2 separate regions of the Homo sapiens genome follow, and region 1 is linked to region 2. A link is a contact called in ENCODE Hi-C data. All regions are on one chromosome and are shown on one strand. Each heading gives the region's core, a stretch centred on a gene start or an enhancer-like site at or near the end of the contact. The rest is flanking DNA. Distances are from core to core; before and after follow the strand shown.

Region 1 (6,545 bases), core at 348-2,847, 540 kb after region 2:
GCGCGCAGCCCCGGTGCCTACCTAAGGAGGAGCTGCCCGCACACTCATCCCGCGGGCACTTAGTTCTCTCGGGTTTTCCTGGGTTTTCTTCAGAAATACATAATATCCTGTTTCTTCATGAAATCCTGTTTTTATTTTACATAAAATCCTGTTTTTTCTTCAAAAATACATAAAAGCCTTCCTATTTCTGTTTGCTTCGTATTTTCCTCATATTCAAGGGGTCTGAAATTATCTCCTAGGAAGGCAATGTGCAGCAGACGGGGTCCTCTGACAAGGAATGGCGAGGGCCCCCAAGGAACTGTCATCACGCCGATAACCTTGGATAGCCACAATTTTATTTAGAATATAAAACATGGAACTCGACTTCGGAATTTTAGTCTAGAAATGGGGACTTCCCCCTAGCTTTTATGATTTTTGAAACTCCTGCTTGGACGCAATTGTCATCTTGCATAATCGACAGTAATTTTCAGGTTTATGGAATTTTGCAAACTTTAAGCAAAGCACATCAATCAGGCTCAGTGCTGCGGCTTTTCTTCGCATCACCGAGGTAGAATAGCACCTCTACTCCCAGAACTTAATCCAGGCGAATGCAGAAGGCCTTTGCTGGTTTTCTGGTTTGGGTAGTCTTTGGGTATTCACTTGGAAACAAGGCGAATTGATGGATGGATAGAGTGATGGATGGATATGTAATAAATATAATATAGTTCAATGACAGGATCCAGATGGTGGGTGTAGGAGAGTTTACTGTAGAATTCAACTTTCTGTGTATTTTAAAGGTTTTCATACTAAAATTGGTGGTGAAGTGGTGTTGTCACACAGATTTGACCAAATCCCTGCTGCGTATTAGCTGTGAGATTGGGACAACATGCCCAATACTCAAGTTTTCTTGACTGATGTGGACAATTACGTATCCCATGGGATGGTACAAAAAAGTCAAAAGAACATTCCCCGCACTACCAGAGGCCCTCGAATCAAGGGCGGCCCCGAGTGGCGGGGAAAAGAAATGCAAGCCAGCGGAGGATGCTGAATTGTGGAGGTCGGCTCTCGGAAACGCCTGCAGCCAGGCAGAGGAGTTGCGGTACCGCAGTTTCGTTGCATCGGGCTGGCCTTCAGGTTGTGCGACTCAGCCTGGAACCTCTGAATGCAAGATTCCGACCTGAGAATGCGCTTCAAGGACACCTCCGAAGCACCCAGAAAGCCACCGCCAGCCTATTTTTTACGCTCCTTTTCCAGCATGCCTCTCCCTCCCCCCAGTATCTATCTGCTCGTTCCCTAGGGGTCTTAGAAGCCTTTTGCTTCCAGAAATGACAACCATATTCCCTGACTCTACGACATCCCAGGCTGTTTATTTCGTCTTATGCCAGTTTCATTTTAGAAAATGCGAATGTTGTCACCGAACCCTGAGGAAACCTGCTGTAAAATACGCGGGTTTAGCGAGAAGAAGCGGAGCGAGTGTGCGTTGCGATCTTAAAGACTGAGGACAGCCAGCCCGAGGGCCTAGAAACAGCGTTAACCGCGCTGAGCCCGCTGCGGGAGGCGGAGGGGTTGGGGCCATGAGAGGGCGGGGCCGCATCTATGGCCCCGCCCCGGCCCTTTGTGACGCAGGACAACGCCTGCCACGCGTCGGAACTCGGCCGCGGGACATCCACGGGGCGCGAGTGACACGCGGGAGGGAGAGCAGTGTTCTGCTGGAGCCGATGCCAAAAACCATGCATTTCTTATTCAGATTCATTGTTTTCTTTTATCTGTGGGGCCTTTTTACTGCTCAGAGACAAAAGAAAGAGGAGAGCACCGAAGAAGTGAAAATAGAAGTTTTGCATCGTCCAGAAAACTGCTCTAAGACAAGCAAGAAGGGAGACCTACTAAATGCCCATTATGACGGCTACCTGGCTAAAGACGGCTCGAAATTCTACTGCAGGTAGGAAATGCTGCGAGCTGCCCGTGCGTCCAGTTGCACAAAATCTTGCCTGCCTCCACCAAGCGGAAGCCTCATTGGTTGGTTGGTTGGGGTTTTATTTTTTAACGGTAAAAGTTGAGCCCTTTATTCATTAAAAAAAATCACATTATATGGCAGTGTTTCTCTAATAAACTGAATATTTTTATTTAAAGTATTGAAAATGTTGTGGCAATAAATTATCAAAAATACGATACATCCACACACACATCAACCACCACCATTACCCTTGGGACCTCCAGAATTAAATCAAGGTTCTGCCTATAAGGATGTTCACATTTTTCCCTTGCCAGAAGTATTGAGTCTTTACGGAGGAATACATGGAATAAAGAGATTTAATTCTGGCCTTCAGAAGCACGATTTTTATAGGTTGTGGCCACTTTCTATCAAGAAAAACAGTTACTTCCCTGGTGACTTCTGGTGGGCCCTGCTCCCTCATTCCACCTGGTGCCTACTCTGATTTAATTGATGGCTTATTACTCAGAGGGAGAATCTTTTCTTTACCCTGTAAAGATAGGACTGGGAAAAACAGTTCCATCCATTTAGAATAAAATAGAGAAATTTAATAAGAATTTATACAATTTTATAATTTAATAAGAATTTAATAAATTATATCATTAGAATTTAATAAGAAAATATACCATTTTAAATTACTATTAAAATGACTTTTTGAGGCTAAAACTGCCCTATCATTTTTTTACAACAAACCCAGGGAGTTAAATGAGTTCTTTGTACAAGCCATGCACCTAGTTAGGGGCTGGAGACCCATTAAAAAGTTAACTGTTGAATAGTTTTTGTAAAGATAACAATTTTAAAAAATGAGATGGCTGTTAATGATTAACTTTGGGCAAATCATACTTCTTTCTGGTGATTATAGGGAAGTTTGAGTCAAACACCCCATTAAGGGTTTTAGAAAGAGTGATTATATGGGAATGATGGTTAGAGAGGACTCCAATTTTAAATGCCCAGCTGTATTTTCAAGTTTGATTTCTTGAAATCAGTTTACTTAAGTATTGCTTTTTGTTATAGCCGGACACAAAATGAAGGCCACCCCAAATGGTTTGTTCTTGGTGTTGGGCAAGTCATAAAAGGCCTAGACATTGCTATGACAGATATGTGCCCTGGAGAAAAGCGAAAAGTAGTTATACCCCCTTCATTTGCATACGGAAAGGAAGGCTATGGTAAGATGTTTAATTTTAATTTCTTGTTTTAGTTATATTTAAAAAATGATTAATAGATTTCTGGGTATATAGGTCTGAAAGAATTGAAAGCACAGTCTCAAAGAAATATTTGTACAGCCATGCTCATAGCAGCCATGTACAATAGACAAGAGATGGAAGCAAGCCACATGTCCATACATAGAGAAATGGATAAACAAAATGAATACATGCATATATGGAAGCCAGGCACAGTGGCTCATGCCTGTAATCCCAACACTTTGGGAGGCCAAGGTGGTAGAATCACTTGAGGCCAGGACCAGCCTGAGCAACAGCAAGACCCTGCTCTACAAAAAAAAAAAAAAAAAAAATGAAATGGAATATTATTCAGCCTTAAAAAGGAAGAAAATTCTGAGACATGCACCAACATGTATCAGCCTTGAGGACATTATGCTAAATGAAATAAACCAGTCACAAAAAGACAAATACTGTATAATTCCATTTATGTGAGGTACCTGGAGTAGTCAAATTAATAGAGACAAAGTAGAAGGGTGATTGCCAGAGGCTGAAGTGAGAGGGAAAAGGGGAATTGTTGACCAATGGGTATAGAGTTTCATTTTTGCCAGATGAAGAGTTCTGGAGATTGGTTGCATGGTAGTGTAAGCGTACTTTACTGAACAACACACTTGAAAATTGTTATGATGGTAAATTTTATGTTATGTGTATTTTACCACAATTAAAAACAAAAAAGTGAAATAAAAAATGATAGATGAAATAAAGAGAACAGTAAAGCCCAATGACCTTAAGCTCTATCTAGTTCAGTCCAGTCCCTTCTTTTTGCTTATAAGGATAATATGACATTGTTTGAATATAGATCTCTGGCCAGAGTTCTTTCTTCTACATTGTGGCAACACTCATGATGATTATATATATTCTATAAGCTCTACCTTAAGCATTTTTATTTGTTTTCAGCATATGTTATTATTACATAAATATTTATAACACAGATCTTTGGTAAGCAGTACCAAAGTTAAATTCATAAAACTCAGAAACTGGAACATGTAGGTTTAGAGTAAAAGGACAGGACGGGCACATTGTAAAAGGAACAGCTGAGATATAATGGGCTGTCAGTCATTATTACCCCAATACAGGACAAGCCTTCAAATGTGCAAGAAATGATCTTATTCTTTCAATATCTTGTCATTTTAAAAATCCTACAGCAAAAAGATCTGAAAACCTAGGTAAAGCAAATAAGCGGGAAAAATGTTTGTAACATGTATGAAGACTTGCTAACCAATAATGAAAATGACATATCCCTAGAAATGGGCCAAATTCATAAATAAGCACCCACTAACAAAAAACTACAAATGGCCTTTAAGTCTATGAGAATACTTAATTTTATTCATAAAGAGAAATTAAAAATGAGACATCATATTTCACTCATCAGATTAGCAAACACAAAACAACTTGGCAAAAGCATGGAAAAACCAGCATTATTGCTGGGAATGGAAATCATTCAACTTCTCTATCAACTGTTATCAAAAGTGAAAATGCAGGCCCGGGTGTGGTGGCTCATGCCTGTAATTCCAGCACTTTGGGAGGCTGAAGTGGGCAGATCACTTCAGGTCAGGAGTTCGAGACCAGTCTGGCCAATATGGTGAAACCCCGTCTCCACTAAAAATACAAAAATTAGCTGGGTGTGGTAGAGTGTGCCTGTAATCCCAGCTACTTGGGAGGCTGAGGCAGGAGAATCGCTCGAACCTGGGAGGCAGAGGTTGCAGTGAGCCAAGATTGCGCCACTGCACTCCAGCCTGGGCAACAGAGCGAGACTCCATCTCAAAAAAAAAAGTGAAAATGCACGTGCCTTCTTATCCAATAGTTCCATTTCCAGGAATGTGCACAAAGGTATATGTAAAAGAACATTCACTGCAGGCATTTTTGGGTGGGAGGGTGGCAAAAGGTTGGAAACCACCTGCCTATCCATCAATAGGAAATTAGTTAAATAAATTATAGTATATCTATACAATGAATTACTGTGTAACCAGTAAAAAGAATGAAGTAGAGCTATACTTATTAATATGTTAAAAATAAAGTGGAGGCCAGGCATGGTGGCTTCATGCCTATAATCCCAGCACTTTGAGAGGCTAAGGTGGGAGGATCACTTGAGCCCAGGAGTCTGAAAGCAGCCTGGGCAATGTAGGGAGACACAATCTCTACAGAAAATTAAAAAGTTAGCCAGGCGTGGCGGTATCCGCCTGTGGTCCCAACTACTCAGGGGGCTGAGATGGGAGGATCCCTGGAGCCTGGGAGGTCGAGGCTGCGGTGAGCTGTGATTGTGCCACTGCACTCCAATCTGGGCAACACAGCAAGACCCTGGCTCAAAAAAAAAAGTGGACAAGACTATATTCCACTTTTGGGATATATATTGAGCATCAGTGCCAGGCTTTGTTCTAGGCACTGGGCATAAAGCAGTGACCAAAGTAGACACTACTCCCAATCCTCTATGAGCTTTCATTTCAGAGGAGGAGTTTCACATATGCATGTATCTACACAGAATACATCTGGAAGAATATGCAGTCATCTGATGACATTAAGTGTTCCTGGGAAGGAGGCCTCAGGGTCAAGGATGAGAAGATTTCTTTTCACTCTAACATTTTGTACCATTTGAAAGTTTTATAAGGCATGTATTAATTTTTCCAAAATTAAAATTTTAAATTACAAAAATTGCATGTAGCAGAACAGAGAAGAAAATTTTTAAAGCAGGCAGGAGGATGGGCAGCCTGATAGGCTGTACCTTGCATCCTTAGTTAGGTTCTTGCTCCGTGTTGCTGCTTGAAGGCTATACAGAAAGAATCTTTGCCTCCTTACCCTATTTAGAGCCACTGCTGACTCCACCGGTTTGAAATAGTAAAGATTAATTTTCCACAATGAGATATTGGCATTGCTCCCAAATATTTCATGGAAGTGGCATGCCTTCTTTGAGGCAGTTGTCTTAGTCATTAAGAGTTCTTTCCAGCAAAATCGGGGCATCAGTGCCCCACACTGGATTGGCGGGTGGTGGGGGGGTGTCAGTGCTTTGAGTCAGACCCAGTCAGGCTTAAAACTCCTAAAGAGACAATTTCCAGATAACTTCAGCTTTATTTTTAATGCTTTTTGCCAATAATTTGATCCCATCAGAACAGCTCCCATGGTACCATAATTCATATATCCTGTTTTTATTTGTATAGGAACCTAGGAGAAAGAGAAGGAAAATTGAAAATAAATTAAGTCAAATGCAATACTTGTGCTAAAAATGTTGTCAAAAGTTGAGGCCACTTCTAGGCAAAATGTTGGAGGCAGAGTTTGCCTTTCAGTCTCTTTCTCATTTTCAAAGTTTTCCTTTCTGTCTTGCGTTGTGTCTTCAGATGCCTCCACATTCTGCCTACCACTAGAGC
Region 2 (6,419 bases), core at 2,879-5,378:
GGGCAACTCCCGTTTTAAAACCATCAGATCTCGTGAGAGTCATTCACTATATGAGAACAGCACAGGAAAGACCCACCCCCGTAATTCAGTCACTTCCCACTGGGTTCCTCCCACAACACCTGGGAATTGTGGGAGTTACAATTCAAGATGAGATTTGGGTGGGGAGACAGCCAAACCATATCTGAGGGTGAAGATCAAAAAATTACCTATCAGGCACTATGCTGATTACCTGCGTGACAAAATAATCTGTATCCCGAACCCCTGTGACACACAGTTTACCTATATAACAAACCTGCACATGTATCCCTGATCTTAAAGTAGAAGTTAAAAAAAAAAAGAAAAGAAAAAGAAAATGAACAATCTCTGTAAGGAGCAGTAGAGAAGAGGAAGGAAGGCCTAAGTAGGTGATTCTCAACTGGGCTGGCATCAGAATCAACTGAGGAACTTAAAAAAATAAACCACAGGACTCATATATTCAGGCCCCAAACCCAAAGAGGCAAAGAAAGGCTGGAGTGCCTGTATGTTTTTTTTAAAAAGTTTTTGCAGTAATTCTAAAACACAATGAGGAATAAGAAGCTCTGACTATAACCCAAAGAAACATTTTTCCATTAAACAACAACATTAAAGTGCCATCAATGGAATTGAAAAAGAGACTAATGGAAAGTTAGAGGCAAAAATATTCAGGGTCCCATCACAAACATTTGGAGAAAAGGAAATTCTAACACAGAAGTATTGAGTAGTGTCGAAAACAGCAGTGTGTTTGAGGAAGCTGACGTGAGCTCTGACAATGAGGAAATTATCATTGCTCTCTGAAACCTTCTTGGAGAGCTTGCCACTTACCTTACTGGCCATGACCTCCTCTGAGTACCTTCTATAACTTGCAGCCTACCTACTTCTACTGTAGTATGTGTTTCATGACAGACCATGAGTGTTTCATTTTCATCTTTGTGAGATTGTGGACATATTTCTATCCATAGAGCCTAGCACCATGCTTGGATTACATGTACAACAAATGTTTGTGGAATGAATGAATAAAGGAATGAATGAATGAATACATATATTCATGACATAATCACAGGAACAGTTCATCTCTGTGTAATAACAAAAGAAACATGCGAAAAAGGAATGTGGGTAAAGAAACAAAATAGCAATGATTTAAATGGTATTCACATACCTTGCTGTTCTTGCTTGCAACAGTTCTGAGGGTTTGAAGAAGATTCAATTATTAATGTATGGAACATTTGGGCTCCTAAGAGAACATGGTGGAACGGATGAATAATTAATGCTGTTAGTTTTTCTGATTTGTGTCATTATTCTTCTTTTAACTGAGCCAGAGGATGGATTTCCCTGTAAATTATAGATGTCCTCATTTTGGAATGCCATTATGGCCTCCTGAGCTTTGCCCTCACCTAAGCCGGGCCTGTCTTTCTCTACTGTGTTTCCTCCGAGTTTCTCAACCAATGTCTCATTATGCACAGTACAGTGTCACATTAATGTGGTACTTACACAAGCATGGCCTGTATAATGTATATCAAGCATGGTTTATGAAGTATTTACATTCATATAATCTTGGGTACCTGTTAAAGGGCAGCTCTCCAGACCTCTATGAGATAAGACTCTCTGTGGGTAGAGCAGGGCCATTTGCACTTGGCACCTGCAGCTCCAAGGCTCTTCCTCATCATTTAGCATTGCTTTTAATGTTAGTTTGCTTATATTTTTACATATGTATATATTTCTCATAAGAGTGTAAGTTTTCCTCAGGACAGAGATTGTGTTGGTGCACATTAAGTTCTTTTCAAGATAGTTTTTGTCTAAATTAGTTGTAAGAAATTTAGAGCCCAAGTTGTGATATATGTATAAACATAACACAGTGGACTTTTATTGCATGATTGCTAGTGAGAACCACTTTTAAAAATTTAATATTTAATTTCAAACATTACATATATTTTAAATGTTTTAAATGTATTAATCTGTTTAATATTTAAAAAATCATATGAGTTAAATTTCATAACAGGCAACATAACTTAGCAGTTTTGTATGTATGCTCTGCCTGCCTGGATGTGCATTCCAGTGTTGCTGCTTGGCTGTGTAACTCTGGGGAAGTTACTTATCCTCTTTCTGCCTCAGTTTCCTCATCTGTGAAATGGAGGTAGTAATACCTACCTCAGAAGGTGGATGTGAGGATTTAGTGAGTTGAAACCTTTAAAGAATTTGAAACAAGGCTTCACACATAGTAAGTGCTGAATGATTACCTCTTATTATTTTTAATCTCCATTTTACAATTGAAGAAACTAATACATACACAAGTGTGTATATACAAATGTATATACAGTCATTTGCCCTGGTCATATAGCTAGGAAGCCATGGAGCTGGGGCTCCCACTCCAGTGGTGTGCCTTTGTGCGATTCCCCATACCCAGCATGCTGTGTGCCCTTCAATCATTAACTGTAGTATGAGATCCCACTTATTTGGGGGAGTCATAGGGATGGTACGCGTCACTTCTCAGCTGACTGAAAAGGACCACTCAGTTAGCAATACTGAGGCCGTGGATCTCATAGGATTTGCAGGAACCACGTCACATAGCATCAAGATGGCTCTGCTCCACCTGGCTAGCTTCCCTGTCTACTGTGTGCCTCTGTCCTTGGCATTGGAAGGGACACACACACAAAATGTAAAAGGCATTCTTGGCCTCCAGAAATATATGATGTACAATATATAGAGAACAAAATGACCCTGGTAGACTCACAAAGCAGTTAAATAACAGTGAAGTCACAACATCAAGGCACTATCTGAGTAATTAAGTCCCCAGATGAAAGACACTGATCGTGAAAGTACCATAGACATATTCATGGAGAAAGAGAAATTAATTTAGCTGGAGTGGTTTCATGGGGAAGGTAGAATTTAATACAAGGTTGTGGGAATAAGTGGCGTGAGACGGAACAGTGTTTGGGGCAGGGAAGAGAGCTAGGTCTTCAAGGTAGAAAAGCTGCCTCTTTCCTCGGCTTTGGCTTCATCCTGTGAACAGACGTTAGCTTAGTGCTCGTATTTATTTATCTTTCTGTTTGGTACAAAAACTTCCTATTGTTCTAGCTTTCATCAAGTCTTAGGGAATGTGTTATTCTCTTTGTTGCTATTTTTGTATTTTATTCAAGCATGGTAGAGTTCAGATTCCCCAGTAAAACACACAATGGTATTCTTGATAAGCTTCCAGGACTGTTTTTTCGGTCACTTGAAAGGCCACAGAACTCTGCAAAAAAGGTAGTGAAATCCAAACAAATCCAAGCGTACAGACCACTCCCTCAAACAGCAGAAACTACTATTAATTATTTGGTCCATACACCTGTAGATTATTTCTAATTACATTATTTACTTCATTTAACAGAACAGATATGGAAGAGTCATTTGTACGCAAATATCCAAAAAGAAAAAATTAAGGAGACGCATTTATAAGAATTAATGTTGTAGAGCCTTTTAGATGCATTGAAATGTTTTAAAATACTATCTTTTATTAGGCCTATGCAAAAGAAATATTTTTGGAACAATTATTTTGCAGTAAACTGAGAAGAAAATATCTGATCTGGTTCCATTTACATTATACTTAGTCTCATAATTATAAAGGGACTAAGTTGTAGCTGGCATTTCCATTATAAACAGATTTTATGGTCCTTTAATAAATGGTTCTAGTTTGAAGAGTGACCAAGAAAACACAAATCCTTATTTTTTAAATCCAAATGGACTGATTCAATACAATGTCAGAATTTTCCAAGTTGCTTTTCATAATTTTGTCTCTTTCTGTTACTGTGTATGTCACTGACATTTCCTACTGACGGCAGAACCATTTCATCTTTTACTCATTTGGTTTTAGCACAGGAGCCCCTGAAAATTAAAGAGTTGACACAAGAATTCTCAATTCACTGAGGGCTGTGGTCTAGCTTTCAGTTAGAGGTGATTTCCACTCGGGACAGCTGTGACCCTCAGGTTTTCAGCAGCTCATTAGCTGCAGCTTCTATTTCAAACTGAAGCCAATCAGAATACTAGTTCTGTTATTTGTGTGCCAGTTTGGATTAGGGGCAGCCTATACAAATAGGACAGGGTAACACCCCCTTCAGATAGGCATGGGCAATTAGGTTTGCATAGCTAAAATTAAGTGGTGGTATGTTCATTTCTCTTTCACCAGAAAAAATAGTTGAAGCCAGAAATTCATTATGCCTGTCAGCAGTATGTGTAAACTCAAAATCAAATTCAGCATGGTTTACAACGGAAGGTACAACCTACTTCTTAGTGAAATAAAGGCATAAAATGCCTATAAAAGGAAGTATGTAATTTCCAAAGTATTTATTATCTTATAATTATCTTACATTTTGGTTACTATTAATGATGGTGATTATGCTAAGTTACTAACTTTTATGGAAGACTGAACAGTAGCCAGGTGATGTGCTAACAATCACATGCTAATCAGCCCGCATGTGAGAAAGGATTTGTTATCAACATCAAGGTTTTCCTTACATCCCTGAAATCATACCACGTATTTGCTTATTTATTCCATCAACATTTATGGCTAACCCTAACTGCCATCAGGAAATGTTGAAGCCTGTAGAAATATAAGCATTGCATGTAACTGAGCTGTAACCACTAAAATATCTTCATAGAATCCACATAAAACTAGATTAGAATAATTAACATTACATAAATGCATGCATACTTACTTTAGAGACTGCTTTCATATCATTGTCTCATTTTAGTATATATAATAAGGGCCAGTGTGGTATGGACTCATTTTCACAGGTAAGGGAGCTGAGTCTCAGGGAGATTAAGGGACTTGCTCAGGTTTATTAACTGGCTGAGCTGGGACTCACACTCTGATTAAAATCTCATTTTCATGATCTTTCCATGATGTTGGATCCTGTGGCTTCCTGGCACAAGCTGAGCATGGAAGCCTGCTGCTATCTAGAAATATACACCTGATCCCATGAGAAGTGCTATCATATCACAGCCAACGTGGTCTCATGGGATCAGGTGTATATTTCTAGGTAAGCCTAAGACTGGCCCAGTTCCAGCTTGGAGGATTCTGACATGCAGATCCTTAGTTCCCCTGCGTGGGGCAGTGTTGATCAGCCCAGAGTAGCACTCTGGCACACTGGATAGGAGTGTGGGGACTACATAACTGACAAAGAGTAGGAAAATATTTAGGTAAAATTATGCTTTTGGATTTTAACCCTAAAGCTCCTTACATTGTTGAGTGAGAGAAAAAAAACCACACACCTGTATTTGAAATACACATGCCCGTTCTATGGAACTTTTTGGATTCTACATGACGGTTATAACAGTCTTTATTGCTAATAAATATGAAACTATTTTCTCTTATCTTATCTATCAAATGATCTTTCCAGCTGGGCATAGTGGTCCATGCCTGTAATCCTAGCACTTTGGTAGGCCCAGGTGGTCAGATTGCTTGAGCTCAGGAGTTTGAGACCCACCTGGGCAACATGGTGAAACTCTGTCTCGAAAAATTAGCTGGGCATGGTGATGCATGCCTGTAGTCCCAGCTACTTGGGAGGCTAAGGTAGGAAGATTGCTTGAGCCCAGGAGGTTGAGGCTGCAGTGAGCCATAATCATGCCACTGCGCTCCAGTCTGGGAGACAGAGTGAGATACTGTCTCAATAAAATGAATAAAATAAATAAATAATAAATATTTATAAAAATGATCTTACCATCACCGCAAAATAGACTAAGAGCTATACCAATGTATTGGAACTATGTTGTTTCAACTTTAAAGTCAATATTAATTATTAAAGTGTAGTTTCCTACTATAGAATAATCATTTTACTTTTGATATGAGGCAAAGTGTGAAGTAAAGGGGATAGAAAGGGAAAGAAAATAAAAGCGGTTTATGAGTAGATTTTTCTTTCTGAACACTGCTAAAAGCTTTCCTGTATGAAATAAATATTACGTCATTAAACTAGAATTACTGATACAAGAAGTGATGTGCAGTAAGTATTGAGCAATCAAAGGGTACAATAGTGAGACCCTGGTGTTGATATGTCTTCACATGAATGCTTCTCTCTCATCATTAGTGTTCTGCATAGATGAAATAACGATTATGGGAGTCTTCTTTTTTTTTATAAATATAAAGGTGCTTCACTTATCAGCAACGTAGACCGTGAATATATTTTGTTGATTCCTGGAGTCTTCAGGGAGATGCATCAAGATGATAGAAATATTTGGAAATATATTAAGTATTTGGATTTGGATAAATGTTGGGAACCAAAAAGACTTTCGTCTCCTAATATAATATTGGCTTGCTGGACTTTGGAACATTGGCTCAGTGGACACAGTTTTATTTTTGAGCAACCAAATGGTAATTAACACTGACAAAAAGCAATGCTCTGAACTTGGAGCTGTGGGTGTCCAAAGAAGAG

The links. A loop is a pair of places that touch in the nucleus more often than their neighbours do. Pooled maps may share reads with other maps.
Region 1: a pooled map shows a loop between it and region 2 (4-fold over the local background). The contact joins the promoter of FKBP7 here to the enhancer-like site in region 2. A Hi-C loop is called at or near these places in 6 of 37 single-sample maps with no recorded cell type and 8 of 50 pooled maps.

What each region holds. Positions count from the first base shown.
Region 1 is chr2:178,473,652-178,480,196 of GRCh38, reverse strand. FKBP7 (FKBP prolyl isomerase 7) reads left to right here and starts at 1,597. Exons shown (of 4, transcript NM_181342.3): 1 at 1,597-1,918; 2 at 2,984-3,135. The coding sequence starts at 1,698. It overlaps LOC124906102 (a long non-coding RNA gene), which reads right to left. Exons shown (of 2, transcript XR_007087322.1): 2 at 6,230-6,342.
Region 2 is chr2:179,019,025-179,025,443 of GRCh38, reverse strand. All of the region lies in intron 2 of CCDC141 (coiled-coil domain containing 141), which reads left to right. Among named protein-coding and RNA genes, the nearest start is that of CCDC141, 28 kb to the left of the region's middle. Within about 2 kb of position 4,128, at least 5 of the 41 ENCODE cell types and tissues checked have a DNase peak (open chromatin) inside an H3K27ac peak, as active enhancers do.